Linked DNA regions of Homo sapiens: regions 2 and 3 are each linked to region 1. A link is an interaction called in ENCODE POLR2A ChIA-PET data of the cell type or tissue named here. Cell type or tissue: OCI-LY7. All regions are shown on one strand. Links, peaks and the distances in the headings refer to the core of each region. The heading gives the core; the rest is flanking DNA. Region 1 has its middle 48 kb from the start of SPRY1. Region 2 overlaps LINC02435 (long intergenic non-protein coding RNA 2435). Region 3 holds the start of LOC105377404 (a long non-coding RNA gene).

Region 1 (6,862 bases), core at 582-5,581:
TTGAGCATCACAACTACATAGTTTTTTGTTTGCATGTTTGTTGTCTTTTTTGTTGTTGGTGGTGGTGGTTGCCAGAAATATGATACAATACATCCAACTAACTGCTTTAATAACCAAGTAAATTAGGGGAAGGTTTTTAGCCCCTTTTGGAAATGATCAACAGAAGAATCTTGGTCTCCAGAGTCCTATCTCTACTCTTTTTTAGTTAATATATAAGCTAAATTCTTCTAATAAAGAATTTACTATTCTATATTCCCATGAAATAAAAAGAGAAGCATTTTCAGAAAGGAGGAGTTTAAGGAAAATAAAGTTGGGCTCAGTAGCTCCCTGCACTTTGGGAGGCCAAGGTGGGAGGATTGCTTGAGCTCAGGAGTTCAAGACCAAGCCTGGGCGACATAGTGAGAACTCATCTCTATAAAAAATAAAATTCTCTACAAAAAATAAAACTCATCTCTACTAAAAATAAAATTAGTCAGGCGTGGTGGTGTATGCCTATAGTCCCAGCTACTTGGGAGGCTGACGCAGAAGGATTGCTTGAGCTGGTGAGACTGAGGCTGTAGTGGGCTGAAATCAGACCACTGCACCACTCCAGCCTGGGTGACAGGGAAAGACCCTGTCTCAAAAAAAAAAAAAAAAAAAAGGTAGGGGAAGGGAGGGGAGGGGAGGGGAGAGGAGAGGGAAGAGGAGGGAAAGGGAGGGGAGGGGCACTGCTATGACCCAGTCTCCTGTTGTCTGTAAGTCACAAAGATAAACAGATTCAGTATTTTCATTGCTACCCACCCAAAAGCCCCAAAGGAGATTTCCAGTGTCCTCCCTTGTCATCCATGCAGGCCGACCGATTCTCAAAACAGTCCCAAAGCTAAGGACACCCTTGTTTGAAAAAAAAAAAAAAAAAAAAAGTCGAAGAAGAATGCCACACCATTTTGGCATTTTTCCAAAACTCAATTGCTACCACTCACATTAACACCACAGCCCTACAGAGACATAAAGAAGTACGCCCCTGCTAACAGGAAGATGCATTGAAACCAAACGAAATCTACCAACGCTTGAATGGCATGTTTTCATTTCACTCAGTGATCTCTGAACATTGATCTTCCCTTGATCATTTCCCAATTTCCTAGGCTCAACCAGGGAAACCCACTGAATAGCAAGTAATCTAGCAAATTCTTTACCTTCTCTGTTAGTATAATTGATCAACAATATCCATTGCTCTTTTAAAACACATGGATGTAGATGTATATATATATACACATTTATGTATCACTGTATTCTTTTTTTTTTTTTTTTTTTGAGACGGAGTTTTGCTCTTGTCACCCAGGCTGGAGTGTAATGGCTCATTGCAACCTCCACCTCCCAGGTTCAAGTTATTCTCCTGCCTCAGCCTCCCGAGTAGCTGGGATTACAGGTGCCCACCACCACACCTGGCTAATTTTTGTATTTTTAGTACAGACGGGGTTTCACCATGTTGCTTGGCCAGGCTGGTCTCGAACTCCCGACCTCAGGTGATCCACTCGCCTTCGCCTCCCAAAGTGCTGGCATTGCAGGCATGAGCCACTGTGCCTGGCCTATCACTGTATTCTCAAAAGTATTTTTAGAAAATTTGGCATGTTTCATGCTGATTTTTTGAGAGAAATATAGTTAACTAGTAAAGCACAAATTAAAATTGAAAAGGTAGAGCACACCAATCATTTTTCTTTGTGATATACACACATGCATAATATTTATGAAAACAACCATTCTTAAGCATTGAAACAAGGCCATTGGGAACCTTGGACTTGGTTTGGGTACATCTAGAACATTTACATGATGGTGAGTTCCTGCTGCTTCATCTCTAAAATGGAGCTGGTAATACTCACTCTGCAATTTATATCTTTAACTTCCTTTGTGTATAGGCTAATGTACATATTTTCCACATTGTGTAGCAAATATAGCCCCCCTGTGTGACACTGAAAAACAATTGTGATTTTCCCCACCCTCCCCACCCACAAAAGAGTCAGTACCAAGTAGACTATGTCCTCAATTCTCCTACCTGTGATTTTTAAATTTTTTTTTTTTTTTTTACTACTGAGTAATCACCAACTCTCTGTTACATCCCAACACTGCAAACCTATGAAACAAAACACGGACCAGAACTTCTGAAATAAAGCAGAAAGGTAGAATTCATTTTAAGCCACCACAATTGGCAGGCCAAGAGTTAAGAAACAGTGTGGACATTAGCATTAAGTATTACCTACAACAAAAATTTAGGGTTGCGTGGTCTGTAGGCATTTTCCCCCTCACATGGAGAACTAAGAAACTTCAAATTTTTATTTTTATTTTTATTTTTTTGAGACAGAGTCTCACTCTCTGTCACCCAGGCTGGAGTGCAGTGGCGCGATCTCACTGCAACCTCTGCCTCCCATGTTCAAGCGATTCTCCTGCCTCAGCAAATTTTTATTTTATTTTATTTTGAGACTGGGTCTCATTTTGTTGTCTAGGCTGGAGTGCAGTGGTGCAAACACTGCTCACTGCAGCCTCAACCTCCCAGGCTCAAGCAATCCTTCTGCCTCAGCCTCCTGAGTAGCTGAGACTACAGGCATGTGCCACCATGCCCAGCTAATTTTTTATTTTTTGTAGAGACAGGGTTACCCAGGCCGGTCTCAAACTCCTGGGCTCAAGCCATCCTCCCACCTTGGCCTCCCAAAGTGTTGAAATGACAGGTGTGAGCCATCGTACCTGACCAAAATTTTAGATGTTAATGTTAATAAACTTTTAAAAGAATCCCAAAATGCTGCTATGCCTGTATAGCAGAATATTCATCTCCTGGGTGAAACTGAAGGTGTTAAAACAAAAATTTCAAACTCACCCACTCTACTAGTTCTGGCAGATATTCCTGAGAATTTTAAATCCAAAGAATTTAAGGACTATTATGAAAGATACAAAGTCACAAATACCGTTTTACCTAGGAAGCATGTAAAGTCATGAATATTTTTCCCTAATTTTTAAAATAAAAAATGAGTTAGCTTTCAATAATTAAACTCATTCTTTGTTATATGTTTTATTATTATATTTGTTACTTAAAATAATTGAGACCTGGAAAATTGCTGTGAGAAACTCAATAGTCCATTTGATTAATATTCTAATGTAAGGTTATATTCAAGTCAGTTTAATTGTAATAATATTTGTATGCTTAAATAATATATACTGAAACCCTGGAGTAATCTTCTATTCCTCTGAAATACATGGTTATTAAGGAATGAGTTAAATATGTACAAGTGAATTTTTTAAAATGCCATTTGTTTTTCAGTTTACTAAAGAAAATGTATTTTTGCAACCAGGATCCACTGGGCTGCTTTATTCAACCCCGCGTCTCCCCGCCCCCACCTGTTCCACATGAGGCCTGAGCTATACTAAAATTTTGCAAAGCCTTGCATTGTTCTCCCTGACACCGGATCAGCCCACACAAAAAAGCAACTGCCCGCTCAAAAGCAATCCGGTGATGGAGCCTGGTGCTATCTAATCAAGGGCAAAAGGTCACTTCCGAACAACTGGGCAATAAAAGATTATTTCTAGCGACAAAACAGGGAGGCCCAGTGGTGGGGGGTAGAATGTGGGGAGGAGCTGGGGAGGAAGGAGGGCAAAAGGGCTCCAGTCTGTGGGAGGAAGTGCATTGACTCAAGGCAGCAGACGGGAACCATCTGGCTCCTTCTGAGGTCTGTTTTTTAAGACAAGAGAGAAAGCCCCCTTTAAAGGGGACAGTGACTCTGGGCTGTGCGATTCACACTTTTGCATAATATAAAACCAGCTTTCCCAGACCTAGAAAAATCAGGGAGAGAGGGAAGGAGGGAAGAAATCTTTCCCAAATGGAAGGATTTGTCTTAGCAAATGTTAACCAGAGGAACTGCTGCTTTTGGTCTCAGCAGATCAGTAAATAAACTCTCTTGATAAGCACTAAGTAGACGATCCAGCAACTGGTGTTTAATTATTATTTGAAGTTAACCTTAACTTAAAACACATGCACACACAGTTTTTAAAGAATATAAAATTCCGTTTTGGTGATACTGCTGTGCTAACATCTTCCGTCCTCCCAGGAGCTACTTCTGCTGCACCACTCCCTTCCCCCATCACCAATCTTCTGGCTTCCAGAGTCTTTTCACTTGTTCTTATTGAAGCACCTTTGAATGGGTGCGAGGAAATTAAAGGGCCTATTATATTCAGCCTAGTTGCTTTGGTCTGGGGAAAACTAGAATTACAGATAGTGTACCCTATTTTCCCCACCCTCCCCACCCACAAAAGAGTCAGCACCAAGTAGACTATGTCCTCAATTCTCCTATCTGTGATTTTTAATTTTTTTTTTTTTTTTTTTTTTTTTTTTTTTACTACTGAGTAATTACCAACTGAAATAGAAAGTGCCCAGGCTGAGAGATCACCGCTGGCTGTGTGGCTGCAGACATGAGATCCTGATTACAGTAATTCAAAATCTACAGAACAGGAAGCCTGATCATCTTCAGACTTGTTTCTCTTTTTTGAGGGGGTGGAGGAAGAGAAGTGCAGCATGGCTAACAGACCAGCAGATCTGGGACTGTTCAGGGTGGGCCACTGTTTGATATTCATGTTTTTCAATATAAGCATCTTTTTTTTAAATGGCTGTGTCTGAAAATTGGAATTTGGAATAAATATCTGCTGACCAACCCAGCAGCACTGCTAGGAAGGAAATAGAGCATTTAAATGTCTATTTCTCTGAGGACAACCAAACCTTTGTCCCAATAGAACACATTCACAAACTGTTCTACAGAGGAAATTTCATGTAAGTAGGAAGCAGAAATGGAGATAAGGAAACTAGAACTTGCTTTTTGACATCCACATAAGCATGAGAAAATATTATGACAGAAAAATAATAAAATGACATTATAAATGTCAATAACTTTTATTACTGTCTACTACATATTGGTCACTGGACATTAGGTATAATGGGACTGCCACAGAAAGGTACCTAACCATTTTCTCAAGGTGTTTATAATCTAAAAGTGGGTAGGATAAACCCACTTGGAAAACATGCAAAAGAATATATACATCAGTCCAATACTAATTGTTCCTTCATGCTTAAGGGATACTGGAATAAAATGTTCTTAGATTAGGCTGGGTTACTTTGAGAAGACTTTAATGGTGAGATGAATTTCAAACAGAATTTAAGAGAAGGGTAGCCAAGCGTGGTGGCTCACGCCTGTAATCCCAGCACTTTGGGAGGCCAAGGCGGGCGGATCACAAGGTCGGGAGTTCAAGATCGGCCTGGCCAATATGGTGAAACCCCGTCTCTACTAAAAATACAAAAAATTAGCCAGGCGTGGTGGCACACGCCTGTAGTCCCAGCTACTCGGGAGGCTGAGGCAGGAGAATGGCATGAACCCGGGAGGCAGAGCTTGCAGTGAGCCGAGACTGTGCCACTGCACTCCAGCCTGGGTGACAGAGCGAGACTCTGCCTCAAAATAATAATAATAATTAATTAATTTTAAAAAATAAAAGAAGGGTAGATATGCTTTGGGAGAGTGAAAAGAACATAACAGTCTCTCCCAGCCAAGCAAGTTTAAAGGTGGAATGACAAATTCCGAGTCTGCTCAGTAGTATTTGATGTGCTGAACTGAAGAGATTAACAGATGAGGACATTTCAGGGAGCAAGGAACTGCCACACACAAAGGTTACGAGCTCCAAATGCAAATCAAAAACCACAAAGAGATACCACTTTACACCCATCAGGATGGCTATTACCAAAAAAAAACCTCACCAAAAACAAAAAACCTGATAAAATAACAAGTGTTTGTGAGGATGCAGAGAAACTAGAACCCTTGCACTGTCAGTAGGAATGTAAAATGTTACAACCACTATAGAAAACTGTATAGAGATTCCCCAAAAAAATTAAACACAGACTTACCATATGATCCAACAATTTCACACAAAAGAATTGACGACAGGGAACTTGAAAAGAATGTTCATTCAACCATGTTCACATCAGCATTATTCACAATAGCCAAAAGGTGGAAACAACGCAAATGTGTATCAATGAATGAATGCATAAACAAAATGTAACAGATACATACAACGGAATATTATTCAGCCTTAAAAAGGAAGGAAATCCTCACACATGGCATGACATGGATGCACTTTGAAAACGTTATGCTAAATGAAGTAAGCCAGACACCAAAGTACAAATATTATATGTTTCTACTTATATAAGATACCTAGAGTAGTCAAATTGTTAGAGACAGAAAGTAGGATCCTGATTACTAGGGTCTGGGAAGGAAAGGAATGGGAGTTATTGTTTAATGGGTACAGAGTTTTCATTTCAGATGATGAAAAAGTTCTGGAAATCAATAGTTGCACAACAATGTGAATGTACTTAATGCCAGTGGACTGTACGCTTAAAAATGGTTTACATGGTAAGTTTTACATTATGTATATTTTAACACAAAAAAATACACTAAGATTTTGTTAAAAAGAAGAAAAAAAAGAGGATAAGCTTAACATCAGTGAGGTTGGCTTTAACTACTATTTCTGCCACTTAATAGCCATGTGATGTTAGTCAAGGTACTTACTCCTTAAGGCTAACTTTTTCAACTATGGAATTAGGGTAATGACATTCACAATCCAGCCTATAAATACAAGAAATAATGTAAAATGGCCGACAGGAAAAGGATTAACTAGGATTCTTGAATGCAAGAAACAGAACCACAAACTGAAATAGGTCACAGAATTTATTGGCTTATTAAAGCAAACCAAGGACTTCCATTTCTTTCAATCTAGCTTATCATTTCTACATTGTAGTTTCTGTGACTGCTAGAGACGTAACCAATGGGATTCCAGGCACACATCCCTACATTTTCACAAC
Region 2 (6,862 bases), core at 811-5,810, 84 kb before region 1:
GTCATTCGGGTTGAAATGTAGTTGTTTGTTCATTGTTTTAATCCATCTTTTGAAGGAGAGTGATAGTCGACCATCTCACTGACATCAATTTGACCTCTGTTTTTAAACTTTTCTCCAAGATTTAGCTACAAGCTAAATTTAATTGCATAAACTGGTCACAGCCTACATAATGGACAAGGCTTATATTTACCTTCATAGCACCATATTTTCCAGTCTTCTGGGACTGGCCTCCCTCACTTCCTATAAGGAAAAATAAAACTGGGCTTCCCTGCATTTTGATGGGTCTATGTATTCTACTGGTCTGGCTCTCCCCTTGACCACAGGGAGGCCCATGACTAAGGCCCAGGTAATTGGAGTAACTCCCAATGGCTCTATCAGTTGGTCCGGGAGTGAGCACCTGCCTAAAGGTAAGCCTTTCTGAGCCTTTCTTTTCTGGAGATTTCCCAAATGAAGCTGGAAAAAGGAGGTTTCTTTCCTTTGGCATTGCTAAGCCTTCCCCCAGGAATTGCCTTGTAACTTTGGAGCTGCCTACAGCCATCTCCATTCACAAAGTCATTCGAAGTGATGGAGAATGAGTGATCGCAACAACAGAAGAAAGATTTAAGGCAGAGAAATGGAAAGACAGTCGTGATGCTTCCAGCTCTGCATCCAAATGACTCAGAAGCCCACCCCATCTCTTCCTCTCCGATTATAACAGCCACCAAATTCCCCTTTGAGGGTAAACTTATTTGAGGTCAGAATGCATTCTGACCAATACACCTATATATCCAACAGGATTGGCAAGCAAACTATGGTACAGTCATAGAGTCAAAATTGTATGGCCATTAAAACGATCTTACCAAAGTATAGTTTTCAATAAAAGTTACATGAACAGATAGTATGCAAAGATGATCTGATATATTAAGTGAGAAAAGCTAGTTACAAGGCAATATTCATTGTATTATCTAATTTTGTTAAAAATAGTTTAATAACTAGAGACAATAAAATTTTAATGGCTTTTTTCTGGATGGTGGAATTACACATAATTTTTTATATTTTATAATTTTTACTTTTATGATAAGAAAAGCAATGCTAAAAACCAAGCCTTTGGCCTAATCTTTTTATAGGCCTATGTACAAATTAAAACTTAATCGCCCACTCATTCATTTGAATTTTACCATGCCCCTTTCTTTCTAAATAAGTTTCCTTTAACATGGTGACACATCATCCCTTTCCTTTTTCAAGCATCGGCACTTTAAAAGATGACATTTATAAGGATAGTAAATTATCAACACCTTCCGTCAGCATAGTTTATGGCTTTTTAGCTAGTGTAGGAGTTCACAAAAGAAACATTTTCATCTAAATGAAGTCACTCATTTAGAAGTAACTTTCTAATTATTTTCTCCATGGTAACACATATAACACATATAAAATATGAAAAAAATATGTTTATTCAAGTTTTTTTCTCTTTCATAACTATTTCAAAAAGCCTTAAGTGTGTTTTATACCTCCTTAAAAATTTCACCCTGTAGATGGGGTTCATTTTAACACTAAAGTCTGGGGCTTTGCACCAATAACCTGACTCTATTACTGCATTGCATTCCTGATGAAACGCACTAAGAGTTTAAAGTTTCTTTATTAAAATTTTTTCTCAAGAAAATGACTCTGAGCTTTGGAAAGCACTTCTAAAATAATGTCATATGAAAAGTGAACCTTTTATTAGACCTCAGACCACAGAAGAATCCCATGGAATTTTTTCTAATATAATTAACCCCTTCATTCGAGAACATAAGAGCTGGAGTATGGTTTAATAGGTAGATTTAGAGGCTTCTGTGCTTCCAGTAATCCTCCTTTCATCAAAACAATGGCTATAATTAATATTTATGATTTTGCCTTTCTCCTCAAAGGACTTTACAAATTGTTACCACTTACTAATGACACTTACTAATGAAGTACTTACTGCTCAGTCCAAAAGAGAAATTTACAGTCTTCTCAAGTTTGTTCCACAATGATGTGGCTACAAAGGAGGGTTGGTTGTGAGTTGATGGATTCAACTCCCCATTACCAAAAGAATGAGTCAGGAATGGGAAACCAATCAGTCAGTTCCAAACTGATTCCCCAAAGTTTGTGTGGCAGGATCACTGAGGATCACTGTTTTGATTTGTATTGTTTTATTCAGGATCTCCCACTATGATGTCCTATAGGGGTAGGTAAATTACAGCTGAGGGCCTGTGGCCTCAACCTAATTTTATAGCTACCCTTCTCCCTCCACCTCTCCTATCCCACCCACAGTGAGTTACTTTTACATTTTCAAATGATTGTTTAGAGGACAGAAGAAGAATATGTGACAGAGACTGTATGTGACCTGCAAAGCCCCAAGTATTTATTATCTGGTTCTTTAGCGAATAAGTTTACTCCTCCCTGAAAATCTAAGGCACAATAAGAAAAGTCGAACTGTAAAGCTGTTGCAATTCCAGCTATAAACATTGTCTAACATTCATGAAAGTGTCATTTAGAAACTTGGACTTAGTGTACAGAGATAAATATACTTTGTGGAAGCACATTTCAGGTGTCAGCTTTTTTTGGAGTCAGCACATTACTCTGGACTGACAGGATATAGACCTAAAAAGACCAAGTTCATGTACCAACATGCATATAGGAAACACTATACACACACAGGATATTCATCTACAACTTGGAGCTAACATCAAATAGGCTTGTTGGACTTTAGCACCACTCAGCAATAGTACTGAAAGAAAAGAATAAAAAGGAAGAGAAACCCAGCTCTTGGTGCACAACAATTTGGGAAGACCTACAGGCAAGACTGAGCCCATTCAGGCCAAACAGAGTCAGCACAATAGCAGCATGACTGTCCCACTGTATACCATTTGCATAGACTTCTACTTAGTTTTAGTTTTATCAGCAATTTGTCTGTTATTTATAAGCCATACCTCTTCTTAGCAACAACAAAAAAGGTAACATTATTAGATTCCCAATATATTAGCAACAAAAGCTACTTTTTGTGTGAGACACTGTCCTAAACTTGCTACATATATCATGCCCTTTGAGCCTCCAGTAAGACAGACATTGCTCTCCTCATTTTACAAGGGCTCATAGTGGCACGCCCCACATAATGGAAGCCATCTGAAGTAAGGTTAGTGAGGCTCATGGGAACAGCCTCTGGTTCATGTCAGCCTTTCTGCCAAGTTCATTACTGAACGCAGATCCCGTGTGACAGACTTTTCCATCAAAAATCCAGAATCCTATTGGAAAATGAATCAGATACAATTCAAAAATTGGTCTTTGTTGTCCCTATCTTTGGAAGGGGTAGTTAAAAACTAACCACAAAAATGTACCCCAATGTGGTGACGACACTATTTACAATATGATGCAAAAGGCTACCTCCTCTAACCCCACAGTGGGTACCTGAGCAGATGGCTAATGGTGAGTGGAAGCCAGAAGAAACCAAATTAAACGCAGGGACCAGACTTACAGAATTCCAGAACCAAACGATTGGAGCTGCTCACATGCCTTGGAAAGGGACCTAACACCATGAGATTGTGGGTCTGAATGAATGCCACTGGCCCTCCCAGTTGCTGTTGTTTCTTCTACACAGAGATACAACAACATTCACGTACATGTTTGCCACTCATCTGGCTAGCACTTAGCATTTTGAAAGCGTGATCCATTTCTTTTTTTTTTTTTTTTTTTTTTTTTTTTTTTTAATGAGACGGAGTCTTGCTCTGTCACCCAGGCTGGAGTGCAGTGGTGCAATCTCGGCTCACTGCAACCTCCGCCTCCCGGGTTCAAGCCACTCCCCTGCCTCAGCCTCCCAAGTAGCTGGGACTACAGGCACATGCCACCACGCCCAGCTAATTTTTTGTATTTTTAGTAGAGAAGGGGTTTCACCATGTTAGCCAGGACGGTCTTGATCTCCTGACCTCGTGATCCGCCCACCTCAGCCTCCCAAAGTGCTGGGATTACAGGCGTGAGCCACCGCGCCCAGCCAGTGTGATCCATTTCTTACTTTGGCACTCTAAGCCAGTCTTTGTGCTTTCCCATGTGTGTGTGCTACCCAATGTGACATCTAATATGGTATTTGACCTGTTTTCAGCACCTATTGGGTAGCTTTTCGGTTTTATGAGGAATTCATGCAGAGATAACAGCCCCTTCAGTAGCATTTAGATTTTGGGGTTAGCACCCAAATTCCTATTTTATCCACAGTTTAGCTGTCCAAGGAAACTACAACTAGAAGCATGAATGTTTTATTCTTAGAATTAAAGTTGCATGGCTCAAAAAAGAACAAATTTGAAAAGGGGAAAGATTTTTCCCACTCTTTTCTAGACATTGAGGCCGCTTCCAAGGAAAATTCTAAAATGGGTGGAGTTTACTTTAACAGCCACACAGCATCCTTTCTACAACCCTGTTCCAATTTCTGAACACAGAGCGAGCCTCCTCAGCCCACTGCCTCTTTAAGGCTGCCATGCTCTTCGAGTGTTCCCTTCTCCTTCCCACTCACCAGAGCTCCTCAGGAACAGACAGGGAGTCTCACCCACCTTGCATCCCTGAGACCCACCACACCCACTGGCACGCCATAAAATGTATTTCCGTGTCTATGCTGTCCTTCAATGCTGGAAATGTCATTCACCTAGATGGAAGGGAAGGTGAGCAGATAACACTTATTAAGTCCATTTTGTACTAGAAATGGAGTTAACATTTTTAATTTACTGTCTTAGTTAACTCCCTTTTTACTTCTTATTGTGGAAATTTTTAAACATACACAAAATTAAAGATAATGACGTAATGTACCTGCCCTACCCAGTACCCAACCTCTCACAAACCATCAACCCATGTCCAAAATTGTTTAATCTGTACCCTTCACAGTGGTTATAATCTCAATCCATCTCTACTTTGGTTAGAGATGATATTTTAAAACATGATATTTCTTCTTTTCCTTCCCAGGCCAAGTCCTTTAACCTCATGACCATCCCATTTCTGAACCCATACATTTTCCAGGAACTCTCAGTTTTTCACTGAGAACAGCAAGTGTGGCAAGAATAAAGAGCACAACAGTTGCCGTGAAGGCCATCCCCACCACGTGGGTGTTTCCTGAGTGAGATGACTTGCACACACAGTGCCAGGTAGGAGGAGAGAAAAAACCCTCATTAAACAGCTATCACTGACAAGGATTCAAGATAATAGGATTCTCACAATGAAACTACCATTCAGTCATCAAAGCTGAAAGCACTGGAGGGGAAATATCTGTCACAAAGGAACTAATATCTTTAAAAGATTAGATTTATTTATGCATCTAATTTGAAGTTTATTACCTCAAAGCATCTGCTCCATGGTTACATCGTGAATCCTAGACTGGCTCAAAGGCCAAAAGTTGGTAATAATCCAAATCCATCAACAATAGAAGGATTAAAATTTGTGGTACATTCATCTTGTGAAATGTTATACAGCTACCTGCAACCAAATGGATGAATCTTACACAACATTGAGCAAAAACAGCAAATCAGAAGAATAATTCATTGTGATTTCATTGATATAAAATGTAAAAGCAGGCAAAACTAAACAATGGTAGAACAAGAGGGAAAAGGAAGGAAATGATCATCTTCGAGTTATAATGATGGTTACCGTTCTGTGGCAAGAACAAGATTGAAATTCCATAAGGATAGGTGGGAAAGGGTGGAGATTTTCAGGTGTTGGCAATGTTCTATTTCTTAAGTTGGATGGTGGTCCCATAGAAGTCCAATTTTTTTAAGCCTTTTTTTTTTCTTTTTTCTTTTTTTTTTTTTTTTTTGAGATGGTGTCTTGCACTGTCACCCAGGCTGGAGTGCAATGGCGCGATCTTAGCTCACTGCAACCTCTGCATCCTGGGTTCAAGCGATTATTCTCCCTCAGCCTCCCGAGTGGCAGGGATTATAGGCACCCACCACCATGCCCAGCTAATTTTTGTATTTTTAGTAGAGACAGGGTTTCACCATGTTGGCCAGGCTGGTCTCAAACTCCTGACCTCAAATGATCCACCCGCCTCAGCTTCCCAAAGTGCTGGGATTACAGGCGTGAGCCACCACGCCTGACCATTAATGTTTTCTTCTTTAATGTAAATATATACGTATTATGTTCTTTTATGAAAGTATTTTATATTCTACAATGTAAAATGTTTAATTTTTTAAATTGCATGATAATTTTCCCATAATTTGGTTTTATAAAGCTCTAGAGAGAAAAGGAAAAGAAGCAACTTACTAAAAATATTCCCAAGGCAAAGACAAGGAACTGTGCCTCCACTCCTTCCTTTAGCTTGTAAGTTGCTTTGGGGCCCTGGGTTGCGATTCTTAACCCACAGTGGATGTTAAATAAATATTTGATGGTGTTGAGGGCTTAAGTAATGGTTTATGTAAACATCAAGAGCTGCTGCTCAGAACATATTCTCATGGCACAATACTAAATTGACCAGAGAGATTTCACTGTGGTGTGCCTCAGACTGTAGAATATAAGGAAGTCTCATTAACTTGTCAAGTTGACAGAGTTTGGGAATTTGTTTTGTTGTTGCAAACCCACTGTTTGCAAAATGAGTATTCTCATATATGGTCAGTAGGTCTGTAAAATAGCACATGTAAGAAGGGCAATTTGGCAATACTCATTAAAAGCCTTCAAAATAATAGTCTTGACTCAGCAATTTCACTTCTAAGAATTAATCGTAAAGAAGCCATCATGGAGTTTGTATGTAAAGATTTAGCTATAAGGACATTGTTTGTAAGAGTAAAAAATGGGAAGCAACATAGTTATCTGACAACATGGGACTTGTTAAACAGATTGTGGTACACTCCAGTTGAATTCCAGGCTGGGCGCGGTGGCTCACGTCTGTAATCCCAGC
Region 3 (6,862 bases), core at 1,189-6,188, 120 kb after region 1:
AGAGTTTGGAATATTACTAGAATTACCAAAATGTAATACAGACACAAAGTGAGCAGATGCTATTGAAAAACAGTGCCAATAGACTTGTTCAATGCAGGGTTGCCATAACCTTCAATTTGTAAAAATTTAGTGTCTATGAAACACAGTAAGGCTAAGTGCAATAAAATGAGGTGTGCCTGTATACAGAAAGCTTGACAGCTAAGCTGGTGGTGGAGATGGGAAAGGCCCTCGTTCTCCACCTCCACTGAATCACCAGTGAAGGGGAGAAAAGAATAGGGGCGTGTGGACCTTCCCATTCACTAAAACCAGAGGAGAAACTGACACAGGCAGACAGTGATGGACAACTTCTGCCCAGAGAATTGGACAAATGTCGTTGATCCTACTGGACTGTTTCCAGCTTCTGCCCAGAGAATTGGACAAATGTCCTTGATCCTACTGGACTGTTTCCAGGGCTAGTGGGTTCTGCAATGATGAACTCGAACCCACCCCAAGAGGGTGAAAAGTATGAAGTACACCCAAAGCCTCTGGAAAAATCCTTATGATTCTTTGGGTTAGTACAGCCCGGCTCTGTGCTAAAACATCACTGTAGTATGTTTTCAGGTACATCAACTTTTTGTAACAAAAACCTACCCAAATCTCAAAATTTTACAGAAGTTGGGACCTTGTGACTTACGAAATGTTTAAAAATGTGTGCTAACGTTTTAATATCTGTTTGAATGATTCCTCCAACTCCTAGCTTTTACTTGATATTTTATTGCTAAAACGAGAGTGATGTGGAGGGATAAAGTGGTGACTTGTTCAAGGTGAACCCGGGAAACACAGGACTTGATTTCTCTCTAGACTGAACCTCGGAAGTCTTAGTTGGAGCAGCTGGAATGGCAAACCATCCTTCTTTGACTCTCAGCCAATGGGTTCTTTTCCATTCACTCATTCAGTCTCATCAACTTTTCTGAAGAACTCCTACTGAGAAGTTAAATGGAGGAGGTGAAGCAGAGAAGGCCACAGAAATATTTTTCTGGAAATATGCAAAGAAAAAAGAATGTCATGTTTTAAGATTTGGCATAGAGGCCAAATAACTTTCCTTCACTTATAATGGAAATTGGGGATGAAATTTGGACTGGTTTCAGGAAAACTGTAAAAAATGACATGAATTTGAGATGAAATGTAAGAATTTGATCAATGACAGGAAATTCTTTGTGCCCTAATTTCCTGACCACTGACCTCAGCGGGCCCTTAGTGCTGCCTGGCCACCTTCCTACACATTTGTGGGCAATTAACTCTCTCTTCTCAAACCTCCAAAGTCTCCTCTTTCATCCCTATACTCAGCTGAGAGCTCTGCTTCCTATTTCGTTGAGAAAAACAGTCCTATGTTTCTGCCAAATGCTCTCCATCTGCCCCATTACCATCTACCTTGCCTTTCCCACTGTAACCACAGGAAATTTCTTTGTGCTCCTATCCAGGGTCAAGCCCATCTGAGGCCCTGGACCCTGTAATCTTTCCTGTCTCTGCCATTTACTAGGTCTGGATCTAGGGCTAGCATCCTTTGTCTTCATTATGCCAGGAAAGCTCTGAGGTCTCAGTCTCATTAAACATAGGCCATTGTTGAGCCCAAGTTTCAGACAATCAACCAAGTGAACTCATGATCTTTCATGCGAATACCAAACTGACAACTGGCATCCTGGAGAGAGGAAAGAAATGCTATCAGCTAAAAGAATGTCGTGAGATTAGAAATGGGAGAAGTGCCATAGATGGTAGAACTCAGTACCTTATGCTGGCTTTCTATTGTAAACTGGATGAAGTCTAAAGGTTCAACGTGTTTGGCAACGTAGGAGGCACTGTTTGAGGCTGGTGGATTAAAGAAAGATGTATACTTATGGTGGAATCAGCTTATATAACTTACTTCCAAGTCTGAATATTGTCGAGTATATTTTTGTTTCTAATTTGTTTATGTCATGGGAGCCTTCAGAACAACTTTTGACCATGTACGTTTTAAAGGCAATATTTGAACAACTGATGAATGCAGGAAACAAATTACTTTCTTTTTTATTCCGTTTACTTTAAGTTCTGGGATACATGTGCAGAACATGCAGGTTTGTTACATAAGTATACATGTGCCATGGTGGTTTGCTGCACCCATCAACCCGTCATCTGGGTTTTAAGCCTGACATACATCAAAGTACTTCCTAAAATAAAAGGGCACATATATATTAAGATCATCACCAGCAATAATTATTACAGCCATATAGTTAATGTGGCATGACATTATTTGGCAAGCCTTTTAGAAATCTAGAACAGACCAAGTAAATATTTCCCCTAATTTTACTTTCAGCATAGTGTTCATTTACTTATTCCTTTAACAAATATTTATTACGTACTGTATATCAGGTGTGATTCTGATGCCAAAATGTAGCAGCAAATAAAACAGATAAAAATCCCTGGCCACATGCAGCAGTGGGGAAAAATAAGCAACAAACAAGTAAATAAGTAAATTAAAAAGTAACCTAATAGAGCCACTTGCAGCTATCCAAACTAAAACATTTAATCCAGAATCTCTGATGAATGCACGTATATCAATAAATTCAGCTGATTCCAGCGTTGCATTAAATCCACCTTGGTCTAATACCTTTAGAATCCACACCCACAAACATTCTGTCTCCCATTGTTGGCATGCGTGGGGGAAGGGAAAGCACAGTAAGGCTGGATTTGCAAAAGTTGGATTCAGTCGTTGCTGTGGGAAGGGACTGCTACTGTCAGGGTAAAAAAGGGGAAAAAAATACCATGGTCAGGGGATGCTTAGGAAACAAGCAGGAAAGACCCGTGGGGTCTGCAGGAAACAAAGAGGAACAAGTTCCTCCTTCCTACTCCATCCTTGAATTCCGCCTCTCCTGTTGGCACAGCCTATTAAGGCATCAGCCAGCAATGCAGAAATGGCTTGTCTAGTGACTGCTTTAGCAACCCAAAGCAAAGTTTAGAAGCTTGGATTTGGAGATAGAAGAGAACTTAATAACTGACACACTTATTATATTAACAATTTTTGAAAAACAAATTATGTAACTCATAGTGCAACCCCTATTTACCCTTTATTCATTATCCCATTGATACTGCTTCCTTAAAGGTCGCTAATGAACCACTAAGAACTACATACAAGGGTCTTTACTGGATTGGTTCATCCTCATGATCTTCTGTTACTGCTTCTTGAAAATGCCTTGTTTCTCAACTGACGAGGCGTCCTTTTGATGTGTCTACATTCTCTTCCTTTCCGTGTCCACTTTATGGAGACACTAGCTAAGAATCCAGCTTACTGAACTCCAGGGCTTGCAAAGGGAATATGCTCCTTTAAGACTGAAATACAAAATACATTATTTCTGGAACCGTGATAATCTGAAAGCAGTTTTAAAACTTCCTGATGTTGTTTACTGTTGTTCTCAAGATAGAGAAAAAATTTATCTTGGAGGCAAAGATTCTTAGTTTAAAAAGTCAATGTAAATTTTAGTTATTAAAAAATAAAAACAAAGATCTCTTTCTACAATGAAAATGCTTGAGACAATTGAATGAAATGACTCAGCACCATAACATTATGATGTTCATGGTGGGCAGACCTTGAGGAGCTTGTTAGCAGGCAGCACCAGGGGCCCGGGGATGCGGAGTGGCTTACTGGATTGGGAAAGAATGTGGAATGGGGGTGAAGTTGGCAGTGGAGAGCAGGTGTTAAGCTCCTGCCAACATATACTTAACAAACTGAAAGCACTAATCAGGGACTGAGTCCCGGAAAGTACTTGAGGAAGTGAAATTGGTAGAAGGGGCTTGTGGTTGTTGGTGGGAGAAAGACTCAAAGACATAAATTGAGTATGAAAGGAAATGTGACCTTATTTTGTTATAACAGTTAGGTATGGGGACATATTTACATAATCCCTCAGTTACTTATTTTGGGGTTCTGACTCTATTCCCTGGTTTGACTTCATTGACTGGTGCTCAAAGAAAAACGATGAACAAAAGTGGTGGTAATGGATCTTTGTTCTAGCTTCTGATATTTATGTTATTAGCTATTGGTTTAGGACTATTATTTTTAACATGTTAATGTTATCCTTACTTTTTTTTAAAAATGAGAAATGGATGTTAAATTCCAAGACTGACTTATTGTTTTCTACTTTGATTTATTCATGTTAAATGATCATTCGATTTGAGTAATAACTTTTTAGGTCCTTCTTTTAGAGATTTTGATACATAGCTACTGAAGGGGGGCTTAGCACCATTTTAGTCATAACAAGAACTAAAAAACTTGCTTTTTCTTTATGCTCATCAACAGTTAAAATAGCATAACAATGACTGGGTTGAAAATCTGAATAAATTTTTGCATATGAAGTCATCTGTGCTGAAGGATGTTTTGAGAAGTAGCTATATAAAAATCAATTTCAGGCCGAGCGTGGTGGCCCAAGCTTGTAATCCCAGCACTCTGGGAGGCCGAGACAGGTGGATCACCTGAGGTCAGGAGTTTGAGATCAGCCTGGCCAACATGGAGAAACCCTGTCTCTACTAAAAATAAAAAAATTAGCCGGGCATGGTGGTGGGCCCCTGTAGTCCCAGCTACCCAAGAGGCTGAGGCAGCAGAATCACTTGAACCTGGGAGGTGGAGGTTGCAGTGAGCTGAGATCGTGCCACTGCACTCCAGCCTGGGTGACAGAGCAAGACTCTGTCTCAAAAAAAAAAACCAAAAAAACCCAAAAACAAAACAGGGTTTTTATTAGCATAGGTAACCAAACTTTTTATTTCCTTCATAAATGTGGTTCCTTCCTAATAATTTTATTTGTGGTTTTATTGTCTTTATTTTTGTATAAATTTAGGGACTGTAAGTGCAGTTTTGTTACATGGATTTGCCCCTGGTGTTGAAGTCTGGGCTTTTAGTATAAACATCACCTGAATAGTGTACATTGTACCAATTATGTAATTTCCCATCCCTCACCCCCTCCCACCCTCCTACACTTCCAAGTCTCCAATGTGTGTGCTTTATTTAGCTCCCACTTAGAAGTGAGAACATGCAGTATTTGACTTTCTGAGTTTTCACTTAAGATAACAGCTTCCGGTTCCATCCATGTTGCTGCAAAAGATATTTCAATCTTTTTTATAGCTGAATAGTATACCATGGTAAAATATATGCCACAATTTATTTATCCACTCATCTGTTGATGGACACTTACGTTGGTTCCATACCTTTGCTATTGTGAATAGTGCTGCTATGAACATAATGAGTGCTATGAACATAACGAGTGCTATGAACATAATGCGTGAATACTTTCCTTTGAGTATATACCCAGTAGTGGGACTGCAGGATCAAATGGTAGTTCTTTCAGAAATCTCCATACTGTTTTCCATAGACATACTAATTTATATTCTCAGCAACAGTGTATAAGCACTCCCTTTTCTCTGCAGCCTCACCAATGTCTTTTTTTTTGGTCTTTTTAATAACAGCCATTCTGACTGGGGTAAGATGATTTCTCATTGTGGTTTTAATTTGGCGTTCTCTGATGATTAGTGGTGTTGAGCATTTTTTCATATGGTTGTTGATCATTTCTGTGTCTTTTTTTCGAAAAATGTCTATTCATGTTCTTTGCTCACTTTTTTATTTATTTTTAAAATTTTTTATTTCCACAGGTTTTTGGGGAACAGGCAGTATTCGGTTACATGAGTAAGTTCTTTAGTGATTTGTGAGATTTTGGTGCATCCATTTCCTGAGCAGTATACACTGAACCCAATTTGTAGTCTTTGATTGCTCACCCGCTTCCCATCCTTTCCTCCTGAGTTCCCAAAGTCCACTGTGTGATTCTTGTATTTTTGCATCCTCATAGCTTAGCTCCCACTTATGAGTGAGAACATATGATGTTTGGTTTTCCATTCCTGAGTTACTTCACTTAGAATAATAGTCTCCAATCCCATCCAGGTTGCTGTGAATGCCATTAATTTAATCCTTTTTATGGCTGAGCAGTATTCCATTGTATATATATGTGTGTGTATATATATATGTATATATATATGTGTGTATATATATGTATATATATATGTGTGTATATATATGTATATATATATGTGTGTATATATATGTATATATATATGTGTGTATATATATGTGTATATATGTATACACACACACACACCACAGTTTCTTTATCCACTCGTTGACTGATGGGCATTTTGGTTGATTCCACATTTTTGCAATTGCGAATTGTGCTGCTACATGCATGAGCAAGTATCTTTTTCGTATAATGACTTCTTTTCTTCTGGGTAGATACCCAGTAGAGAGATTGCTGGATCAAATGGTAGTTCTACCTTTAGTTCCTTAAGGAATCTCCACACTGTTTTCCATACTAGTTTATATTCCCATGGGTTTGCCCACTTTTAAATGGGGTTATTTCATTGCTGTTGTTATTCTTGCAAATTCTGGATATCAGTTCCCTGTTGGATACACAGTTGGCAAATATTTTCTCCCTTTCGTCAGAATGTTTGTTCACTCTGTCCTTTTGTGCTGCAGAAGCCTTTTAGTTTACTTAAGTCCCATGTCTATTTTTGTTTTTGTTGCTTGTGCTTTTGAGGTCTTAGTCATGAATTATTTGACTAGACCAATGACCAGCAATTTTCCCTAGGTTTTCTTCTGATATTTTTAGTTTCAGGTCTTACATTTAAGTTCGTGATCCATCTTGAGTTGGTTTTCATATATGGTGAGAGGTAGGGGTCCAATTTCATTCTTCCACATATGGCAATCCAATTTTCCCAGCACCATTTATTGAAAAGGTGGTCCTTTCTCCAGTGTATGTTTTTGTCAGCTTTGTCAAAGATTGTTGGCTTTGTCAAAGATATGTGGCTTTATTTT

Evidence for each region. ChIA-PET counts read pairs that join two places held together with the same protein. Peaks named below come from ENCODE experiments on the same cell type or tissue, not always from the same donor. Only the 100,000 strongest peaks of a DNase experiment are listed, where the experiment ranks them.
Region 2: POLR2A ChIA-PET joins it to region 1 with 9 read pairs; 4 of 35 experiments call an interaction of 5 or more read pairs at or near these places.
Region 3: POLR2A ChIA-PET joins it to region 1 with 6 read pairs; 1 of 35 experiments calls an interaction of 5 or more read pairs at or near these places.

Annotation. Positions count from the first base shown.
Region 1 is chr4:123,441,186-123,448,047 of GRCh38, reverse strand. No RefSeq gene overlaps it. Among named protein-coding and RNA genes, the nearest start is that of SPRY1, 48 kb to the right of the region's middle. In OCI-LY7, for the core only: no CTCF peak of the experiment used is centred there; DNase peaks (open chromatin) are centred at 977, 3,627, 4,097 and 4,467; H3K4me3 peaks cover 1,887 bases; H3K27ac peaks cover 3,242 bases.
Region 2 is chr4:123,524,949-123,531,810 of GRCh38, reverse strand. It overlaps LINC02435 (long intergenic non-protein coding RNA 2435), which reads right to left. Exons shown (of 3, transcript XR_001741811.2): 2 at 5,310-5,448; 3 at 4,229-4,627. LOC105377405 (a long non-coding RNA gene) reads left to right here. Exons shown (of 4, transcript XR_939171.3): 4 at 1-3,658. Among named protein-coding and RNA genes, the nearest start is that of LINC02435, 6.5 kb to the right of the region's middle. In OCI-LY7, for the core only: no CTCF peak of the experiment used is centred there; no DNase peak of the experiment used is centred there.
Region 3 is chr4:123,322,332-123,329,193 of GRCh38, reverse strand. LOC105377404 (a long non-coding RNA gene) reads left to right here and starts at 2,679. Exons shown (of 2, transcript XR_939169.1): 1 at 2,679-2,755; 2 at 3,116-3,535. LOC124900772 (a long non-coding RNA gene) reads right to left here and starts at 2,465. Exons shown (of 2, transcript XR_007058261.1): 1 at 2,376-2,465; 2 at 738-1,015. In OCI-LY7, for the core only: no CTCF peak of the experiment used is centred there; a DNase peak (open chromatin) is centred at 3,773; H3K4me3 peaks cover 1,778 bases; H3K27ac peaks cover 2,198 bases.